Linked DNA regions of Homo sapiens: region 2 is linked to region 1. Evidence: chromatin loops called from intact Hi-C (ENCODE). Cell type or tissue: heart left ventricle. All regions are shown on one strand. Links, peaks and the distances in the headings refer to the core of each region. The heading gives the core; the rest is flanking DNA.

Region 1 (10,740 bases), core at 1,217-9,216:
AGGCAGTAGGATCGCTTGAACCCAAGAGGCAGACGTTGCAGTGAGCTGAGATTGCATCTCAAAAATAAAACAACAAAACAAAAATATGTATATCTATTAAAGAAACAAAATTTTCAGTTAAAAACCTTCCCACAAAGAAAACTCTGATCCAGATGGCTTTATTGGTGAATTCCACCAAACATTTAATGAATGTTACATTCATGAATGAACAGTTAATGAATAATTCTAATTCTTCACAAATTTCCAAAAAATTGAAAAGGAAATACTTTCCAACTAATTCTGTGAGTTCTCCATTACCCTGATATTAGAACCACACAGACACATAACGAAAAAAGAAATTTACAAACCAATATCCCTCATGAACACAGATGCAAAATGCTAAACAAAATTTAGCAAATCAATCAATATTTAAAAAGGATAAAACATCATGACTGAGTTAGGTCTATACCAGGAATTCAAAGTTGTTTTACTTTCAAAAAAATTATATAAGACACCATATAAACACTAATTTAAAAAGAAAAGCATATGATAGTCTCAATAGACACGAATAAAGCCTTCGAAAAAATCCAACATCGGTTTCTGATTAAAAAAAACTCTCAGCGAACTAGGTATAAAAGAGAATACTCAATCTAATAAACAGCATCTATAAAAACAAAAACAAAAACCTACAGCTAGCATCATACTTGTAAAAATTAAAGCTTTCCTCTAAGATTGAGAAAAAGACAAGTATGTCTGCTCTCACCACCTCCATTAAACATTTAACTGGAGGTTGTAAGCAAGAAAAAGAAATTAAAGGCATCCAGATGGAAAAGAAAGAAGTAGAACTGTCATTATTTGAAGACAACATGACCATCTATGTAGGAAATCCTAAAGAATCTACAAAACAGGTACTAGAACTAATAATGAGTTTAGCAAGCATGCAGGATACAAAATTAATGTATTAAAAAATCAATTGTATTTCTATTTACCACTAATGAACAAGTGAAAATAAAAAAAAATTAAAACAATATCATTTATAATAACACCAAAAACTAGAAAACATTTAGGGATAAATCTGACCAAAGATGTAAGAATCCTGCATACTGGAAACAACAAAACATTACTGACACTGATTAAAGAAAATCTGAATAAATGAAGAGATATACCTTTTTCATGCTTCAGGAGGCTCAATATGGTTAAGATGTCAATTCTTCCCAATTTGAGCTGTACATTCATTTCCATCTCAAGCAGGCCTTTTGGCAGAATTTGACAGGCTGATAATAAAATTCATGTGGAAATGCAAAGGATCTACAATCGCCAAAACAATTTCAAAAAAGAACAAAAAATTTGGAGAGCTAATGCTACCTGATTTCAACACATATCGTAAAGCTACAGTAACCAATACAATGTGCTATTGATAATAAAGATTGACAAAGAAATCATTGGCACAGGATGGAGTCCAGAAATAAAACCATGCATACATATATAGACAACAGATTTTTGACAAAGGTGAAAAGGCAATTTAGAGGAGAAAGTATACTGTTTTGAACAAATGGTGCTAGGACATGGAAGAAATATATATAGCCTTGAATTGTAGAGAGTTTCACAGGGCATGTCAGATTTGGCAGATTGGGCTACATAAAAATTTAGAATTCATGTATGGAAAAGATAACCTAAACTAACTAAAAGATATGCAATATATCTTTCGAAGACAAGCTATATTTAAAAGATATACCAACAGGCCAGATGGCATGGCTCACCCCTGTAATCCTAGCACTTTGGGAAGCAGAGGCGAGTGGATCACATGAGGTCAGGAGTTCCAGATCAGCCTGGCCAACATGGTGAAATCCCAGCTCTACTAAGAAATACAAAAAATTAGCCAGGCAAGTGGTGCATGCCTGTAGTCCCAGCTACTTGGGAGGCTGAGAAAGGAGAAAGGAGAATCACTTGAACCTGGGAGGCCTGAGGTCGCAGTGAACCAAGATCGCGCCACTGCACTCCAGCCTGGGCAACAGAGCGAGACTCCGTCACAAAAAAAAAAAATTAAATTCCATAATCTATCAAGAGTTCCTGCAAATTACTAAGTAAACGACAAAGAACATTAACAGACAAATCACTGGAAAAAATATAAATTTCAAATAAACCAATAAAAAGTTGTTCAACATCATTAATAATTACAGAAGGCCAATTATTTTCCCACAATCTTATTATTGAAACTATTAAATGTGGATAACACTCCCCCAAATCCAGACCAGTTATTTAATATGTTTTAGGAGTAGGTTGTCACTTCTCTAGAAACAGGAACAGAAACATGATCAAACTTCTGCTTACATTTGTCAATATGACCTTGAGAAAAGAGTATCAGCGCACTGCATTTCCATGCTCCACTCTGGGCAACAACGGAGGTAAACAAGATAGGCCTCCAGTCCTTGTCAGCTGTAATGTATTGTCTCAGATGGACTTAAAGGCATATTTTCTCTTAATTCAAGGGAAGATGACTCACCTTTCCAGAGTGGTCTGTCAGTGACATGCTATGCTAGAGACTTTGCATTAATTATTTCTTTTAATCTCTACCACAACCCTGCGAGGTTTTTATGGATGAGAAAACTGAAGACGCTATGTTAGCATTCCCCAGCCTTTTTGGCACCAAGGGCTGGTTTCATGGAAGACAATTTTTCCACAGATGGGGGAAAAGTTTGTCCATGGCCCAGGGATTGAGGACCCCTGCTCTACATAACCAGCGATATACTTCAGTGTCCATGTTTCTTTCCACTGCATCCTAAAGAAAGGAGTTCTCCTCTAGGTGGGGGGACAGACTAGAGTGTGAAAAAGGCCCTAAAAGACACTCAATAGATCAAAAGTATAACAATAAGTAAAAGTTCCACATAAAATGCTGAAAACAATTTTAACCTTGCATATGTCTGTGATAAGCACTGATGTTTATGATGTTATTTTGTGTTGCAATTTTAAAGTGAAAAGAATGCTGGTGTTGGCAATAGGCAGACCTGGTCTCAAACCCCAGCTCTGCTGCTTACCAGTGGTGTAATCTTGGTCAAGAACCTGATTCTCCACACTGAACTCTGACTTTACATTGTCACTATTGAGTGCAATGTATAATCCTATGATAAAGTTAATCATCATTTGACTTGTTTGGGGGTTAGTTCCTGTGACTATCTTTTCAAACAATATTGAAAATTGTGAGCAGCTGTAAGACAATCACTTTGTGTCACTGACAACACTTAAAAAGTTACTTGTACATTAAGAGTTTAACACACATATTTATTAGATGAATATTTTATTAAACCCAAGACAAGATAGGTTGACAATACTAAGAGCTGACAAAGACAGGGGAAGGCAATCTGGGTAGGAGAACAATTTGCCAGTGATTACTAAAAAAAGTGCTATAAAGAATAAGACCCAAATGTCTGCCATACGTCCTTTCACACCTTATTTCATGCCTCCCCAACCCAGTACCTTGATCACTTGACTTTATTTCAATCCTTTGGATTAAGAGAAAACAACTTAAGAACAGGGATTATGTTTTATTCGTCCTTGAATCTTCAGAAATAGCATAATAAGGTGCTCAGTAGATGACTGTTGAAGTGAACTGAATGGTAACTTAAGAAGCAAGAGATTATTATATGCAGAATATTCATCTCAAGAGGGAAAGCTAGTTTTATGTATTTTCCATTGTGATTCTTTTGTAAGTAGGGAAATTCTATGCCAAGGACTGAAAAAAGCACATCATAAATCATGGTTCAGTCCATCTGAGTACTGTTTTAATTTTAGCGCAGCATGTGTTGAACTTCAGTGCTCTTGATTTACACATTCCTAATGCAAATATATCAAATTTTCAATTATTCAAGGGTGAATTATCAAATTTGTAGATTAGCTAGGCTTTATGCTTATTCTACTCCCTTTAGGTACATAGGCCTTTGGGCGCCTTCTCCTTCTTCCTTGTGCTTGAATGGCAGTGGGATTAACTCATTAAGAATAAAGGAAACATCTGTGTTGCTTAAATGACAGTGAGGATCTTGTAGAAACTCAGTACCACCTGTATGTAGTTCTATTACTGGTCATAAATTCAAATAAAACTGTCACAGTATTCAAAATTCAATGGATATTTCTTGAAGTAGTTCATCAGAGAACAATTTTTCCTCATGTCAGAGAAAGAACTAAATGAAGCATTTTATTTACAATAATAAAAAATGTTATATTGATTCAAATCACCGGCAGTGTCCACAGACACATGACAGAAAGCGGACATACACGTCGTGGAGATATTTGGCCAATCACATTTATCCCAGCTTGACTATGTCTTTCATTTAGTGACAGGAAATCTACTATCAGCCCCTATCACTTCAATGGTCAATTAATTAAATATTTTGATTCTATTCACATCCTTTGCTTTGAGCCACTTGTAATCATCTCATAGAGGGAAGAAAAAGCAATCATGTTTATAAATTATGAGCATTTTCAACACAGTTGAATGTAATTTATTCTTTACTTCTTACGTTTTTCTATCACTATTAATACTTCATGTAGGTGTGAATATAAACCTTGATGCACACAAACACATAACTCCCAGTTGAATGTCAACACCTTCAGAAAGAAAAAAAAAAGACTTGTATAAGGAAAACAATGGATAAGCTTTATGTGTGTGTGTCATACAGTGAATGTATATAACTACACATACATTCATGCATTAACGATAGGGATGCATTCTGAAAAATCCCTGACTAGGTGATTTCGTCATTGTGTGAACATCATAGAATGTATTTACACAAACCTAGATGATATAACCCACCACACACCTAGGCTATATGTTATAGCCTATTGCTCCGAGGCTTCAAACCTGGACAGCATGTTACTGTACTGAATACTGTAGGCAATTATAACACAGTGTAAGTATTTGTGTTTCTAAACATAGCTAACCATAGAAAAGGCATAGTTAAAATGCTGTATTATAATCTTATGGGACCACCACCCTAAACACAGTCCACAGTCCATCATTGACTGAAATGTCATTATGCACACATAACTTTACGTGAAACAGAAAACAATGAATTGTGAAGAAAATAAACAAAGTAATTGAATGGTGGGATGCAGAGCTACCATGTATAGCTGCATGGATTGTCCACTGCACAATTTCAGGAACAGCAGTCACTCTGACTACCAGGTGGATGGCGCCCCCTGGAGTTGTACAATATGGCAGTCTTGGTGAACTTTTTTTCTTTGGGATTTAAACATTTGGGTTTATCAAAACGATTAGACTGTGACCACAGCTTCAGGTCACACTTCCTAATCTCCTAGCATCCTTAGAAGTGACTTGTTCTCTCACAAGCTGATGTGGGAAGGAGAAAGAAAAGTGGAAAGGATAGGAAAATGTATCTATATAGAGGTAATTTGACAATAACAATAGCTAATATTTTTTGGAACTTTTATTAGGTGCCAGGTGTGGTTCATCGCACTTTGTACACATTAACTCTTTATTTAATTTTTTTTTTTTCTTTTGAGACGGAGTCTCGCTCTGTCACCCAGGCTGGAGTGCAGGGGAGCTATCTCGACTCACTGCAAGCTCTGCCTCCCGGGTTCACGCCATTCTCCTGCCTCAGCCTCCTGAGTAGCTGGGACTACAGATGCCTGCCACCATGCTTGGCTAATTTTTTTTTTTTTTTTGTATTTTTAGTAGAGACAGGGTTTCACCATGTTATCCAGGATGGTCTCAATCTCCTGACCTCATGATCCGCCCACCTCGGCCTCCCAAAGTGCAGGGATTACAGGCGTCAGCCACTGCGCCCGGCCTGTACACATTAACTCTTAATCCTTATAACCACCCTAGTGGTAGGTACTATTCTTATCCACATTTCACAGATAAGGGAATTGAGGCTCAGAAATGTTAAATAACTGGCCCAAGACCATGTTGCAGTAAGTGGGGAAGATGTCAGGTAGGAATGAGAGAGCTGATAGACTCTTCTCCTTTGCAAAATTGTGACTATCAATTGAAGGTCAATTAGAGGCTCCTTTTATTTAAATTTTTATTTGCTCTTCCTAATATAATTATTTTTATGGGAAAAAGCAGTCTCTTAGGAAGATCTATCTTCAATCATAAAGTCAGATTTGGGCCAAGTGCAGTGGTTCACGCCTGTAATCCCAGCACTTTGCAAGGCCCAAGCAGGTGGATCACTTAAGCCCAAGAGTTCAAGACCAGCCTGGGCAATATGGCAAAACCCTGTCTCTACCCCCACCAAAAATACAAAAATTAGCAGGGCCTAGTGGCGCACACCTGTAGTTCTAGTAACTTGGGAGGCTAAGGCAGAAGGATCGCTTGAGCCAGGAGGCAGAGGTGGAGGTTGCAGTGAACCAAGGTCGCACCACTGCACTCCAGTCTGGGCACCAAGTGAGACCTTGTCTCAAAAGAATATATAAATAATAAAAATAAAATCAGATTTAAGAATGAAAGAAAAGTTCCAAATATAATTACTGACAAAATAATAATAAATCTCCAGAATAAGCCCCCAAATTAAAGTATAAAATGTCTAGGATTACATTTACATTTAACACAAATGCTAAAGGGATAAAGAATAATTCTTAACTGATTAGCTAGCACTTTCTGCAGATGTCTAGCTTCTAGAATGAGTAAACAGAAATGTTAGGAGATGAGAAAACATCACAGAGGCACTGATTAAAAAAAAGAAAAAAAGAGCAGTAAATAAACATAGGGAGAAGCAGTCACAAGAACTTCCACAACTAAAGGAAATGGGAATTGGGGTAGGCCATGGTTGCTAATACACAGCACAGGAGACCAAGAATATTTCTATAGTGAGTCATCGGCTTTTGTATACCTAATTGATTCCTTGTTTCATAACTTCCAGATATCTGAATTTCTACACATTCAACTTACTATATAGAATCATATTCATGTTGAAATGGCATCAACTTTGCATGAAATTTTAGTTTGAAAAAGCAAATGAATAAAATTATGATGTCAAATGCAGTAAGAAATTGCAACAATGGTCTTTGTGTTTTTGCTCTCACTGCCCACTCCAATGCTGCTGTGTTCAAATAAATTATTTCAGCAAATAAAATATTTAGAGCTATAAAGGAATATGGTAAAGACAAAGATAAAATACCATTTGTAATATGACTACTATTAAAGCTCTGGCTTGCAGATTGCTGGCAAATAGTCTATTTTCCAGCTTGTCAAAACAACCCATTCTCTGAGCATGTTCAGAGCTTGCAGAGGTCTTCATTTATACCAGAATGGGAATTGGAGAAAGAAAAACATTTTGAAAATGATCTGCAGAATACATTGTTTTGTAAAATATCTAATCAAATGAGAGCAGCCTGTCAAAGTCAAGAAATGTTACTTACTCGGCTACAATAGGTATGATGCAGAACTGGCCACCCACTCACCAGCTGCAGAAAATGAATTTAAAGTAAGCTGGTCATTTGTCCTCAGACAAAGTACAACTGCCAAATATTTTATCCCAATTTGTCATCCCTGCTCTATTCCAGTGAATTCCATCAATCCAAGGCCAGTCACAGTGTTTAGTCTCTCCAGAACAATAAGCTTAACCCAACAGGTTTATTTGTTTAAGTCATCTGGTGAAATCTTTTAAATTACGCCTTGTTTCTAATACCGCTTGTATTTTGCATTCACGTAAGCTTCTGCTGCAGCTGCTTGAGAAGAAAAGGAAAGGAGGCTTTTGCTGAGCAGTGAGAAGAGAATACATTTTTAAACTTTCCTTTCTTTCTCCTAAAATTAGCACCTGGCATATGGAATATTCAGCAGGTGGCTCAGCAGGGAGAGAGTTACTGTTTTTCTTACCTGCCACTGAGATGTTTGACATTTTGACTTCATAAGGAACAAGATTCTTGAGGCCATCAGTGTGTGTGTGTGTGTGTGCGCACACATGCACACACTCATGCACTAATGGGCATGTTGAGGGAAGTCCCATAGAGGACTTCTGGAGGACAGAGTGTAAGAGACAGGAGCTACTAACAGACAAAGTTATACAATTAAGAAACATTAAATATCAGAGAGGGGAGTACGTTTCATATTGTTGAAACTGAATAACTAATTCAATTCCCACTAGTATCGGAGAATAGGAAATTGCTTTGTAACTTAAAGAACTTCAGAAATTACACTTTATAATATAATAGGAATGTTCTTTGAATATTGTTTGAAGACTCTGATGTAAAGTTCACTGAGATAACTTCCCCCAGATGTAGGAAAAGTAGCTATTGAATCAGAATTTTACAAACATTTATAAATGTCAACAATCTGTGTCATGTACTATTCTAGGCAATAGAGCATCAGAGAAAAAAGTGGAGTTCCAAATGCGAAAGATATTTAGAAAGTATAATAAACTAACCTTGGATATGGGCAGTGAGGGAGAGAGAAGAGTCTCAGATAATCCCCAAGTCTCTGGCTTGATGACTAGGTGAATAGTAGGATCATTAAAGATGTCTGACAAGAGACCACTAATTGCTTGCCTAATATTCATTCTACCCATTTTCTATGTAACTGACCTATATAGCATTAATATAAAAGATAGCAACATGCCCAGCTAAAAACCACATTTCTCTGTCTCCATTACAGATAGGATTGTCTAATAAGACATAAGCAGACATTTTGGAATGGGGCATCCGTGAGAGCTCTCTAAAGTATATTGAATAGCAGGGTGGCAGCACTTTTTCTTTACCTTTCTTCTTTCTGCCTGGAATGTCAAGGTTAAAGCGCCCACAGCTGGTTTGTGACCATGAGGTAACTTGAAGATAAAAAAGCTTCATGGTAAGGATTATAGAACAAAAAATAGGAAAGGCCTAGATTCCTGATAATTGGTGATTCTTCATACTGGAATTAGCCCTGGGTTAATTAGCAACTGGGTTGCCTAACCCTAGAGTTTTATTTTGATAGAAAAATTAATCTTTACTTTGCTTAAGCTGCTGTTATTTCAGGTCTCTGTTTAGCCATCAAAACTAATCCTAACCGATACTCAATGACAGAGAATCAAGTTGCTTGGTGCTTTTTGGTAGGTGGGAGGGTTAGGATGAAGTTCAGTTTTGGATGTATTGCATACTAAGTGCTGGTAGAATGACCAAAAGTCACTTGGAAACTCAAGCTGGAGATATAGATTTGGGATTGATCCAAATGGGAGGCTAATGTCTACAGCTTATCATCTAGAATCAGTGGTTCTTCATTTTCTTCAGATCAGTCTATGGTAAGAACATTCTGGTTTTCATTTTTAAGCATTTAACTTGCACCTTCCCTTGAATGCAGGGAGTGCAGGCAGTGCAGAACCATAAAAATGAGAGTGCAAGCTGAAACTGTGCAAAGTGATTTTAATAATGGAGGCCGGGCGCGGTGGCTCATGCCTGTAATCCCAGCACTTTGGGAGGCCAAGGCAGGTGGATCACGAGGTCAGGAGATGGAGACAATCTTGGCCAACATGGTGAAACCCCGTCTCTACTAAAATACAAAACATTAGCCGGGCATGGTGGCACGTGCCTGTAATCCCAGCTACTTGGGAGGCTGAGGCAGGGGAATTGCTTGAACCTGGGAGGCAGAAGTTGCAGTGAGCTGAAATCATGCCACTGCACTCCAGCCTGGTGACAGAGCAAGACTCTGTCTTAAAAAATAATAATAATAATAATCAATGGAACAATTATGACTATCCTGTGACCTTTAAAATGTTTGTCAAAACATGAAAGCTCTCTTACTGTCAATTATAAATGTACAGAGAAATGGAAAAAATAGTAAGGCTATTATTTTGTAGTAGTAGTCCCTCCTTATCTGAGGGTGATACATTCCAAGACCCCCAGTGGATGCCTGAGACCGTGGATAGTACCAAACCCCATACATGCTGCGTTTTTCCTAAATATATATGTATCCATGATAAAATGTAATTTATAAATTAGGCACAGCTAGGCACGGTGGCTCATGCCTGTAATCCCAACACTTTGGGTGGCCAAGGCAGGAAGATTGCTTTAGCTCAGGAGTTCAAGACCAGCCTGCGAAACATAGTGAGATCTCGTCTCTAAAAAATTAAAATAATGTTCTGTCATAAAGGACACAAATTCTCTGTTATCCAATAATCTACTAATCTGAATCATCATCTGTTCATTCATGCATTCAGTAAATATGTGGTAGGCACTGTACACACATTTGGAATATATTATATCCATGAAAACAACAGGCAAACATCCTTGCCTCTGTGATGCTTACCTTTTAGTTGGTAGTCATGGGGGGCTGAAACAGGAGGCAACAAAAATGAAGCCTACTATATTATTTGAGGTGGATAATAATGATGCGATGATAAATGAGAAAAGTAGAGACATTTAAATGCATGTGTTAAAAAAAAAGGATTAGCAGTCTTGACCAGATGATGAATTGATATTACAGACATACTGTATGAACTTGTAAATGTGATTCCCTAAGAAAGACACAGTATCACTTATGAAGCATTCTGGCTAGATATGCAGAACTTGAATGTAATCATGAGGAAACATTAGACAAATCCCAAATAATGAACATTATATTTTAAAAAAGGAAATATTCTACAAAATGTCAATGTCATATATGCTGAAGGTTTTGTGTTTTTTTTTAAATCTCAATGTTAGGGCTCCTATTGTCATGAATTCTGAATTTACTAAAGGAAAATTATTTATATTTCTATATTTACAGCCAATTTTTTTCTTAGTTTATTTAGAAAATATCTTTTTAAGCACTTGTTATACTGTTTTGGGCACTGTCTT
Region 2 (10,740 bases), core at 1,684-9,683, 370 kb before region 1:
GGTTCTCGCATCATCAGGCCGGGAGTCTAGAGGTTACTACCCACACTTTCAAATACTAAGCCTGTGGGACCAATTATGGCCACCCCCCTAGCCTTTTCAGTCAGTCCAACGCCACAGAAAGCCCTAAGCAAGTAGTGTTTAAAAGTACCTGGATGTTCTGGGGCAGCAGTGTGAGCAGTCTGGCCACCGTCACCAGACCTGGCCCTAGTGCTGGGTCTTGATGGACGGCTCAGGGTGAAGGAGCGAGGCTCCCATTCAAAGTCGGATGATAAGAGTGAGGAGTAGCTGGAAGGTGAGGGAGAGTAAATGGCTAATGTCCTGATTGATTGCCCTGCCTCAAAGAGGGTGACACTAGACAAGGTGAAATCACAAGAAATCACACATTTACTAAATGATTAGCATGGATCATATTTTCTTGCCATGTATATAAATGTTTATTTGTACTAAAATTTGGGACACAGAAACTTAAGAAATAAAAAAAGAATATTGCAACTACAAAGCCATTGTGAATTATCCTCAGTATCCCTGAGAAGAACCCTCACGCTATGAGGAGGACACTCCAGGGGACCCCGGCATGGAGGGGTCTCCCATACTACTTACTCCCAGTGCCACCAGATAGACCAGCTGCTGCAGAGCCTGCAACGTGAGAGTGGAGTACCTGAGAGGCCCCCTTTTCATCCAAAAGCCACTTGCAGAAAGCCTCTTAATGTGGCTGTCATCCAGCTTCCAGCTAAGCTGAGGGCAGGAGACTGAAGACTCATGTCTAGAAAGAAGAAAGAATAGCAAGTTGATTGGGCAGTCTTCTAAGTTGAGTTTGCAAAAAGCAGTGCATTATCCAGTACTCCTCTGTGCCTCCCATACTGCTGTCCTGGCACCCTCATGCTTTTCCTCTCCCTCTAAATCCTAAGGGAATAAGAAAAGGGAGATAAAAGCAAGCAAACAGAAATAAAAAAAAAGGATATTGCGTGGAGACTTTCTTTGGCCACTAGAGATGCCCAGTGAGGGTGAGCCAGATGAGCAGAATCAAGAACAAGGCTGGAGCTGCTACTCCTAGAGGTGGGGCAGGACAGAGTTCCAGGCAGCATCAGGGAGAGAAAACAAGGGTGTCCTGACTTGTCTGGAACCTGCTGTTCAGGCTGGAGGGCTGTGGAAAGCCAACCCCAAGGAAGAGTAAGGAATTAAGAGGAGAGGTCTGAGCTGCAGAGGGCTAGGTTGCTCCTGTCTGTGCTGTCTGAACTGCTCAACCACTGTGGCTTTTCTCAGAAATAGGCTCCACCTGGCATCCCTCCAGATGAAGTGCAAACTCTAGAGGCAGAGTATGGGCTGAATTGAGAGAGAAGTGGCCAGCACTCATGCCCAGACTCCAGGAGCACAGTTTGAACCCTACATAAAATAGAGTGGGGGCCAGGACTGCAGCAGGTAGAGTAAACACACGGTCTAACGTGCTGGGGCGAGACCAGGTGGGGTCAGTGCCCTGTCTCTGCCTGACTCTGCCAAAGGAGAGTGGGACTGGAAGCTTCCCTGCACTTGTGGGGTGTGGATAATAGGGGACTAGTGAAATTTAGAAACAAGAAGAGAGGCAGCTTTCTTTCTATGGGGGAGCTGGGGTTGGCCACATCAAGAAGAGCTCCAATTCAGGCAGATCAAAGTGTTCTTTCAGTAAGCCCTCTGGAGGCTCAGTGTCTTAGTCTGTTTTGCGCTGCTATAACATAGCATACCTGAGAAGACTGGCTAAAAGCAGAAATTTATGTCTCATATTCCTAGATGCTGGCAAGTCCAAGATCAAGGTGTTGACATCTGACCAGGGCCTTCTTGCTGTGTCATAACATGGTAGAAGGACAGAGAGAGAGGGACCAAACTCGTCTTTTTATAAGGAACATGCTCCTGCCATAACCGCATTAATTCATTCATGAGGGCAGAGCCCCCATGATCCAAACACTTCCCATTAGGCCTCATCACCCAACACCATTGCTTTGGGAATCAAGCTTTCAACATGTTAACTTTGGTGGGTCAGGGAGGAACATTCAAACTATAGCACTCAGCATGAATTGTAGCCACAATCACAGTTGGCACATATGACTCTGTGGTCTGGTTTTAAATTGGACTTAAAGCTTGGTAAAGGCCAAAATGCATTCAAACTTGGGTACTCTTCCCCAAACCCCACATATCAAATCCTTCAAGATTGGGTTCAGGTGCCACTGTCTCCATAAAATCATCTGAGTCTCTCAGCTGACCCACTACCTCCCTCACCTGAGATTCCACAGCCTTGTTTTCACCTTCCACATGGGTTTCCATCTTTGATAACTGGTGCACACGTACTCTTTCTCATGCCTCACTGAAAGGTCTGTGAGGCCAGTGCTCCTTTCTTGGGCATCTCTGTCTCCCCCTACAGCACCCAGCACAGTGGCTTGGAAGTTTCACTAGATGCTTGTAGAACAAATAGAGCAGCAGTTCTCTGGATCTGTTTTCTATTGTGTTAAAGGCAGAAGCTATATAAATGTTTCCCCAAAGTCATTTTTCTGATTCTCTAATTTAGGTTAAGTATTAAATACCTACCACATATCTGATCTTGTGTGTTCTGATTTCAAAGAAATGAAAGACACAATTGTGATCTCATTGTGGTAACACAACATAGAAGGAACAATTAGACTATGAGACTAATATAATAAATTGCTTAATTGTACCACATTGTAAGAGGAGATCAGAAGAGGGAGAGCTGCATGTGGTCCAGGGAGGGAAGGGAGAGCTAAAAGGGAGAGTAGTTGGTTACACTAAGCTTTGAAGATGGGTAGGATGTGCACAGGATGGCAGCCCTACTGATGTTGCAGCCCTTGCCCTTGATGCCCTGCCCTGGGCCTGGAGCCTGCAGTGACCCATCTCCTAGAGCTGTCCTGGTTTTCTTGTTGTTGGTTATGCCTCCCAAGCAGAAATTGCAGTAGTTATTGAGAAGGGACAACCATCAGGACACTTCTTGGATTTTTGTTTCTCATAAACTGAGAAAACTGGGCTGGGCTGGCTGAGAGTCCTCCGTGACTACACCCTCCTTCTCAGCTAAGTAGGAACAAGTTTCATTACAATGCTTTCCACTTGTCAAACACAGACCTTCCTTGCCCTGATCAACTGGGATGAAAGCTCCCCACTTCTTATGGGGCCACCCACAATCTGAGGCTTTACCCTTGCCATGACACTTGGGGTATCTTGTTCAGAGTTCCCATCATCCAGCTGTTGGAAAAGTAATTCCAGTACTCAGCTGGTGGTCATAGAAACTTAACTGTCCTCAGTTCAGGGATATAAGATTCCTTTAAGCCCTTCTACCTGAGAGATTAGACTTTCATTCCCCAGAGTCTGGTCGAGGTCTGGTTTAATAGGTAAGACAGAAAGCCATGGATCCTCAGAGGTAAGTTTGTGCTTTATCTGTCAACATGAGACATGGTGAACAGTGCTGCCTGGAAACCAGTCTCAGGCCCCGGTTTTGCCCTTTCATCCAGATAAAGCAATTGCTCTGGAATAACATGATCTGCGAGTCCAACAAACAGGCACACCCTACACTCAGCACACAGGCTGGCATTGTTAATATGGCATGCTTTATGGCTTCCCAAGAGAGCTTTGCTATGTTTCCTACCATGGCCACCATTTTCCCTCCCCATATAAGTCTTTACATCTTCAGTGCCTAGCCCAGAACTGGCATGCAAAGACATTCTATAAATGATGCTGAATCCTGAGGGAGACACTTGGCAGATGAATGACACTAGCTAATACAGCGTTTAAAGGCATGGTGTGACACAAAGATAAACATAAATATCCTCTATTTCTTTCACAACAGTAACTTTGAAACCCCATCTTTTGGAAAAGCATTGTCTCCACTATGATGCACACGTCAATGATTCTGCTTATCAAATTCTGTTGAGCCAGCATGGAAGGAACAACTCTCTGTAGTCTATTTACCTTAAGGAGCTCAGTCACATGTCCAGCTCGCAGCCTGTTTATCAGGATGAAGGATGCTCTCTGGAGAGAGCAGACAGCAGGACAGGCCGGGCTCAGATGACAGTCTGCCCTGTGGAGATTGACTTTAATGAAGCACAGAATAAACAGGAAGATTAAGAGGGTGCAAAAATCAGTGACAAGTTCTAAGTTCACCTCTCTGTTGGAAATGAAATGTTCTCTGTACACCTGAGAGCTGTCTCTGGGCTATAGATGAGGGCATCTGTTTGGTTGCCAATGATTCCATGCTATCCAAATCAGCCTCTATGTGAGCGCAAAAAAGTTTTCTCTTAATTTACAGACGTACTTCTATGCATTTTATTTAAATCTACCCACAAGGAAATTTTATTTAGAATGAGTAAAAATATTGGATTTATTAAAGGGTTTGAGAAAATATTTAATAGGCTAAGATGTTACCCTGACAAGCAGAGATTAAATGTTTTTAATATTGATCTTTTATAAAGTCCTTCCACATTCCTTTGTGCTGAGAAATCACGCTTTCTCAGCCATTCGTGACATAAAGGTGTAGTCAGTCCTGTAGGGATGGCTCACCTTATAAAAGAACTAAGTTCCTGGATTTAAATAAAAACAAAAACTAGTTTTCTTCACAACACAATGCTACTTGTTTAGGAACTTAATGTCATTTAGACATTTCATTGTACATTGTTTCAGTTCCTTATTTCAAATATGATTTTCAATAAATATTTAAAAATCTAAGTTACAAAATAACCAGAGGGAATAGTCCAGAATTCACACCCATCTTTTGGAGATGACAGTTTTGTTTAGAGGATCCAAATGGAAATATTTTCTCATGTCATCATTGTATGTTTTTCAAAAACATAGATATTACTAAAGGTGATAGCAAAGTATTCATTTTATATATATAGCATATTCCTTATTATTTAATCAAACTGTGAGAACAATTCATGTGTATGTGTGGGTGTAAACATATTGAATGCTTATCGAGCATCATGTAATCCTGCTGATAGTATTGTAGCATTTGTACCAGTAGATGGCACTCTGATTCAAATTGATATTCTAAGCTCCCTGTTGTCCAGCAGTATCGTTTCTTCGGTGGTAAATGGTAAGCACAGTGTACTAATCTGCCGGCATGTACCCAAGTGAAAATGTGTCGTAACACAAAAGTAACTCAAAACAAGATTTGCAGACTATTTTAGGAAAGCTGACATGTACCTGGGTAGAGTGCACAGTCATAATACAGTAATCAGAATGCCTGGATCCAGAAGGGATTCGTTGAGAACTTCTCTACTGAAGGGGCTCGTTAAGTAGACTTCATGGAATGGAATGGAAGGAACATGTGGCAGCGAGAAGCAGATATTCTAGGTAGACGTTGCCTTTAGGAAGGTAACCAGAGAAGTAGTTATGAGGAATGTGATATAGTTTGGGTCTACCTTGAGGAAGTCCTCTGAGACAGGCTTAAAGTCAATATTTAAACTTCATACCATGAGGAGAAAGTGGAGAGGGGGCAAGAGAAACACAAGCTAAGCAAAAAATAAGCAAACAAGACATGGTCAGCCAAAGTTATGCCTGGCATCCAATTTTCACTTTTGATTATTTATCATAGTAAATAAAACTCAAATCAGCCAACTGAGCCGCCATTTTTAATTTGGGGTTGTAAATAAGTGTAAGTTGTTACATTTATATTTTACATTATGTAATTCTGGAGATAATTCAACATATCTTAGTCAAATGGAAACACTGAGTTTTCCACCTAAATGTAGAACTCTGAACCACATGTCTCCGGCACTTCAAAAAGCCATCCACTAGTCTTTAATTTTTCGTTACCTTAATAAGTAATTTCCTAACCTTCTGGCTGTTTCGTCTGCAAATTCTGTGTATTGTTCATTTATTTTGCTTAAACTTACAATAACCGAGAGGTCACAGGGAAAGAAATGTATGTGTGATTAGGATTTCATTTGCAATTATTTTTAGAGCATTTGAGGCAATGGAGGAGTCTTAATTGGTATTATACTTTCTAATGCAAATTCTAAGTTAAAGCAGGAAAGAGATGTTTTAAATAATTCAGCAGCAACTGTACCAAATGAAGAATTAGTTAAATCTCTTTAAGGTCTCAAGTACATAGTAAACCATTAATGAAAACTACGTTGTTTAATCTACAGAAAGTGTTTTCCGTTTGCCATATGTTACCAGGACTATCACTAAAATAGTAATTTACTGTGAGGATGAGGCTTTAAAATGCTGTGCTGAGGCCCTGGGTTCTGGAACCACTGGCTAGGTCAGCACTTTGTGGTTTTAAGCAGCGATGTGCCTTGGGTAAGAACAAGAGAATGAGGTTCATTAATTCTTGAAATGCCTTAAACACAGACATTCTGTACTTTTTTGTTGTTGTTTTCTTTTTTGGAAGGGTGAAAACATCCTTAAATAGGTTTAGTACAGAGATTGGTTAGTTCTCCTCAAGAATAATAACATCTCCCTTTGAATTTCCATGACTGTTCATTGGAACAGGGCTTTGAAATTTGCTGAAGCCAGGGCTTTTATGTGGCCCCCATTCTGACCAACAGAACCAGTCTACAGATGACTAGGTGAAGTTAAGCGTGGAGTGTGGTAGAAAAGCACAGAAGAAATGGAGCTGCCATGGTGCGGATCAAACCCATGACCGAAGTCGTGTGGGCCACTGCTCTTGAGCACAGCCAGTCACTCTGAGTTTGTCACTGCTGCTGCCATTGTATTGCAGGTTTGCTGGCCCTGGTATTTTAAGATAGTTGGTCACATTCCTTAACTATGAAAATACATGTCCTGTTCAGGTAAGTTCATATGACTAGAGGGAGGTGCAGGGTTGTATTAAGTGGGGTGAATGGTAAAAGATTAATCTAGAATAATAGGAAAGAGGGTCACATTATGGAAAATGTTGGACACCCAGGACTTGGGTCTCATAGAAACAGGTCTGAGGCTGAGAACTTAAACACATTCTGACTTAGTCCCAGTAGTTTATTACACATTTGCCAAAGGAGTTGTAACTTAAAATTTTATTTCCAACCATAACCCACAAAAAGAATCGCATAGCCCCTAAAATATTCATGTTATTGCTGCTGCATGTTCATGCTAGAATTTGAGGTTTGCCTTCAGCTACACCTTAGCACAAAAGAAATCATACTAAAAATAATTGCCATAAAGGCATCAACTTGCTCATTTGCTCTCTTTCACTGTAAGACAATAAACAAATTAAATGATATCTCATTTGCCTTTATACATTTGCATATTTAAATGTTTGGAAACTTCCCTGCTAAGGAAATTGGGCCTCATCAGACAGACTAGTAGTGGGTGAATACCTAAAAATTTCAAATGTATTAATTCTTTCTGATTATTATTAGAAATTTTCATCGACTGTTAGACTATATCAATGGCATATTGTTGAATAAATGAAGCAGATTAACACAGCAGTATGCCATTGTGAAAAAAAAGTGATATACATGTTATATATTTATTTTCCAAATACACATAATGTGGTAATACACCCACACATAAAAACCAGTATGTCAGCTTTGGGAGACCGAGGTGGGAGGGTTACTTGAGGCCAGGAGTTTAAGATCAGCCTGGACAACATAGTGAGATCCTGTCTCTACAAAAAAATAAATAAATACAAAAATTGGCTGGGCATGGTGGTGCATGCCTGTAGTCCCAGCTTACTCAGGAAGCTGAGATGGGAGGATCAATTTAGCCCAGGAGTTGAATGCAGCAGTGAGCTATTATTACCACTGTACTCCAGCCTGGGCAACAGAGCAAGAGCTCGTTGCAAACAAAGCAAAAACCAGTAAGTCACCATCCCATGAGTACAACTCAAGTCATATTAACATTTAATAGCCAAACTAGAATGGCCCTGAGTCCCTCTTCTCTTTATCTGGTTTTTTAAAAAGTTCACGTCCCAAAATATTTCTGAGAGCCTCAGGAATGCTCACATGCATTAAAAAATATTAGTCGCAGGCTCAACCACCCATTAATGTGTAGCCTTCGTTTACATTTCTGGTAAATTTTATATTAGTTCACACAAAGCATGAACTATGAAAAAAAGGGGGTTCCAATTTAAATAGCCACTTCTGCCAACCAAAGCACAGAGCTTTCTCATTTTATCTAGGCAGTAGCAGTTTGGAGGTGATAACAAAGTATTCCCTCTCTTTGTGTTTCTCAATGTCCAAGATGTCCCAAAGTAAGGTAGTTTGATGTCCTAGTGTTCCAGTTCACAAAAGGTACACACATGCACACACACACACTTGCACATTCACATATACATATACACATTGCCTTTTTCCAGTCTATATACCACCCATAGAACCTAAATTGAAAGAACTTTCTTTAACTTTCTCATCCACTGTGAAGAAGCCTTCAGCCAAGCCTCACTTGCTTCTTCCTGCACTTCCACTCTTCTCACAACGACTGTAAATAAAACACATGCCTCTATAAAGGATAAGTTCTCAGCATACTTCAAATTGGATACAGAAGGTTAAAAACAACAACAAAAACGACTCCTCCCGACTTCATCCAGCCCTATGTCCAATCTCGATTCATTGACACTCACTCAACTCTGGATCAAGATATTTTAAGTCCGAATGGCCAACTTTTGTTCAGAAAAAAAAAAAATCAAGAGGACTTCTGGTTTCAAATGTAGCATCAAAACAAGCTGGTTTCACTCCATTTCCTTGTCCCCCGGAGAAACCCAAAATCAAATATACAGTGCCAAGATTATCACCAACAAAGTTCCAGAACTCAAATATGAGGATGAGACAGTTCCCAGGGCCACAAAGAAGTGAAAAAACTATGAGAAGATGTTAAGAGAATCAGGCTTCCATATGTACAGCACCTGTTATGCTGCTCCCTGCCCCCCAGCACCAAGTACACAAAAAAATTTCTCCCTGATTCATGGTTTTTTACACTGAAAAAAAAGTCAGAGTGAGGTGAACAATCAGCTTCTCCACCATCTTGGGTTCTCAGGCAGGAGATCTATCCTTGCCTCAACTCACAGGAAGCACTGACAGTACCTGAAGGGAGACTATCCCTCAGGACAGCCAGAGACAAAGGGGGAAGTGGGACTACCATTCCCAGCCCTGGAAACTTCTTTGTAACTCAACCAAAGGAGATGCCAAGTCACAGAGGTTGTTCAGCAGCATCGTGCTGTAGGAGCTCCATTCCACAGGTCCTCTGTGCAAAAGCCAGCCTTCCCACATTACTAGGATATCCCCTTTGGGACCTCCCTTATTTTAGATGGGTGGCATTCTGAATGTTTCCTAGAACCAAAGCAAACCTAGGCTTAAGGCTCAATCTAGTACTAGGTAAGCAGCAGCAACCTAGCAGGAATAAAAATTTAAAAACAAAATCAACAAGAAAATTACAAAGACTCTATAAGCAAACATATCCAATAAAAAAGAAAAAAACAAGCCAGACAGAGAAGATGGCAATAAATAATTCTTCAATGCAAAGACATAGATATACATGCACAAGAAACAATAGCAAAATGGGAATCACAACGTCCTCAGATAGGCAAAGCAAGGAATGAGTGACTGACCCTAACAAGATGGTAATATGTGAACTCTGACCAAGAATTCAGAATAGCCATCTTAAGAAAACTGAGAAAAAAATAAAACTTAACCAAATAACATATAAAGGGGCTTCAATTCATCTGCCAACAGACTTCTCAATAGAAACCATAGAGGCCAGTAAGAAGAGGGATGACATTTTTTAAATGCTGGAATAAAAAATCTGCTATGCAAGAATATTGTATCCAGCAAAGCTATCCTTCAAATATGAAAAAGTGCTAAAGTATTCCCCAAAAGAAAGCTGAGAAAATTCACCAACACTAGATCTGTCTAACAAGAAATGATAAAAGGAGTTCTTCAATCTGGAAGAAGAAAAAAACACTAATGTGCAAAAGAAAACTATTTGAAGGTATAAAACCCACTGGTAAAATTAAGTACATGGACTAACCCAGCAGACTCTAATACTGTAATTATGATGTACAATCCACTCCTAAGTCTAGTGTAAAGTCTAAAAGACAAATCTATCAAAAACAATAATGCCTACAGCAACCTGACAAGAGATAGACAAAATAAAAATATGTAAATTGATAGAAAATAAAGTCAAAATGGTTAGGGGAGAATAAAGTATAGAGGACTTTTTTCATTATTTCTTTTTTTATATTATTTTCTTCATGATCTAAGATAAGTTGGCATCTCTTTCAAATAACTTGTGATATCTATAAGATGTTTTTTGTAAGCCTCATGGAAATCACAAAGCAAGAACCTATTATCACTTTACTAAAAATAAAAAGCAACAAATTAAAACATACTACCATAGAAAATTACTTAACGATGAAGGAAAACAGTAAGGAAGAAAGAAAAAATAGGAGTTACAAAACAACCAGAAACAAACAACAAAATGGCAGTAGTAAGTCCTTGTTTATCAATAATAACATTGAACATAAATGGACTCAGTTCTCCAATTAAAAGCCAAACAATGGTTGAATGGATAAAGAAACAAGACCCACTATATGCTGCCCACAAAAAACTCACTTCATCTATAAAGAGACACATAGACTGAAAGTAAAGGGGTAGAAAAAGATGTTCCATGCAACTGAAAACTATAAAAGAGCAGGTGTAGCTATAATATCTATCAGATGAAATAAACTACAAATCAAAGACTATAAAGAGAGACAAATAAGGTCACTATAAAATGATAAAGGGGTCAATTTAGCAAGAGGATATAACAATTATAAATATCTAGGCACTC

Evidence for each region. A loop is a pair of places that touch in the nucleus more often than their neighbours do. Peaks named below come from ENCODE experiments on the same cell type or tissue, not always from the same donor. Only the 100,000 strongest peaks of a DNase experiment are listed, where the experiment ranks them.
Region 2: it touches region 1 in a loop (11-fold over the local background); 71 of 110 quality-filtered maps call a loop at or near these places.

What each region holds. Positions count from the first base shown.
Region 1 is chr15:56,864,603-56,875,342 of GRCh38, forward strand. No RefSeq gene overlaps it. Among named protein-coding and RNA genes, the nearest start is that of LINC03065, 17 kb to the right of the region's middle. In heart left ventricle, for the core only: a CTCF peak has its summit at 5,183 (motif pointing left); a DNase peak (open chromatin) is centred at 5,162.
Region 2 is chr15:56,491,738-56,502,477 of GRCh38, forward strand. LOC105370832 (a long non-coding RNA gene) reads right to left here. Exons shown (of 4, transcript XR_007064652.1): 2 at 5,176-5,336; 3 at 3,946-4,054; 4 at 411-763. Among named protein-coding and RNA genes, the nearest start is that of MNS1, 32 kb to the left of the region's middle. In heart left ventricle, for the core only: a CTCF peak has its summit at 5,000 (motif pointing right); no DNase peak of the experiment used is centred there.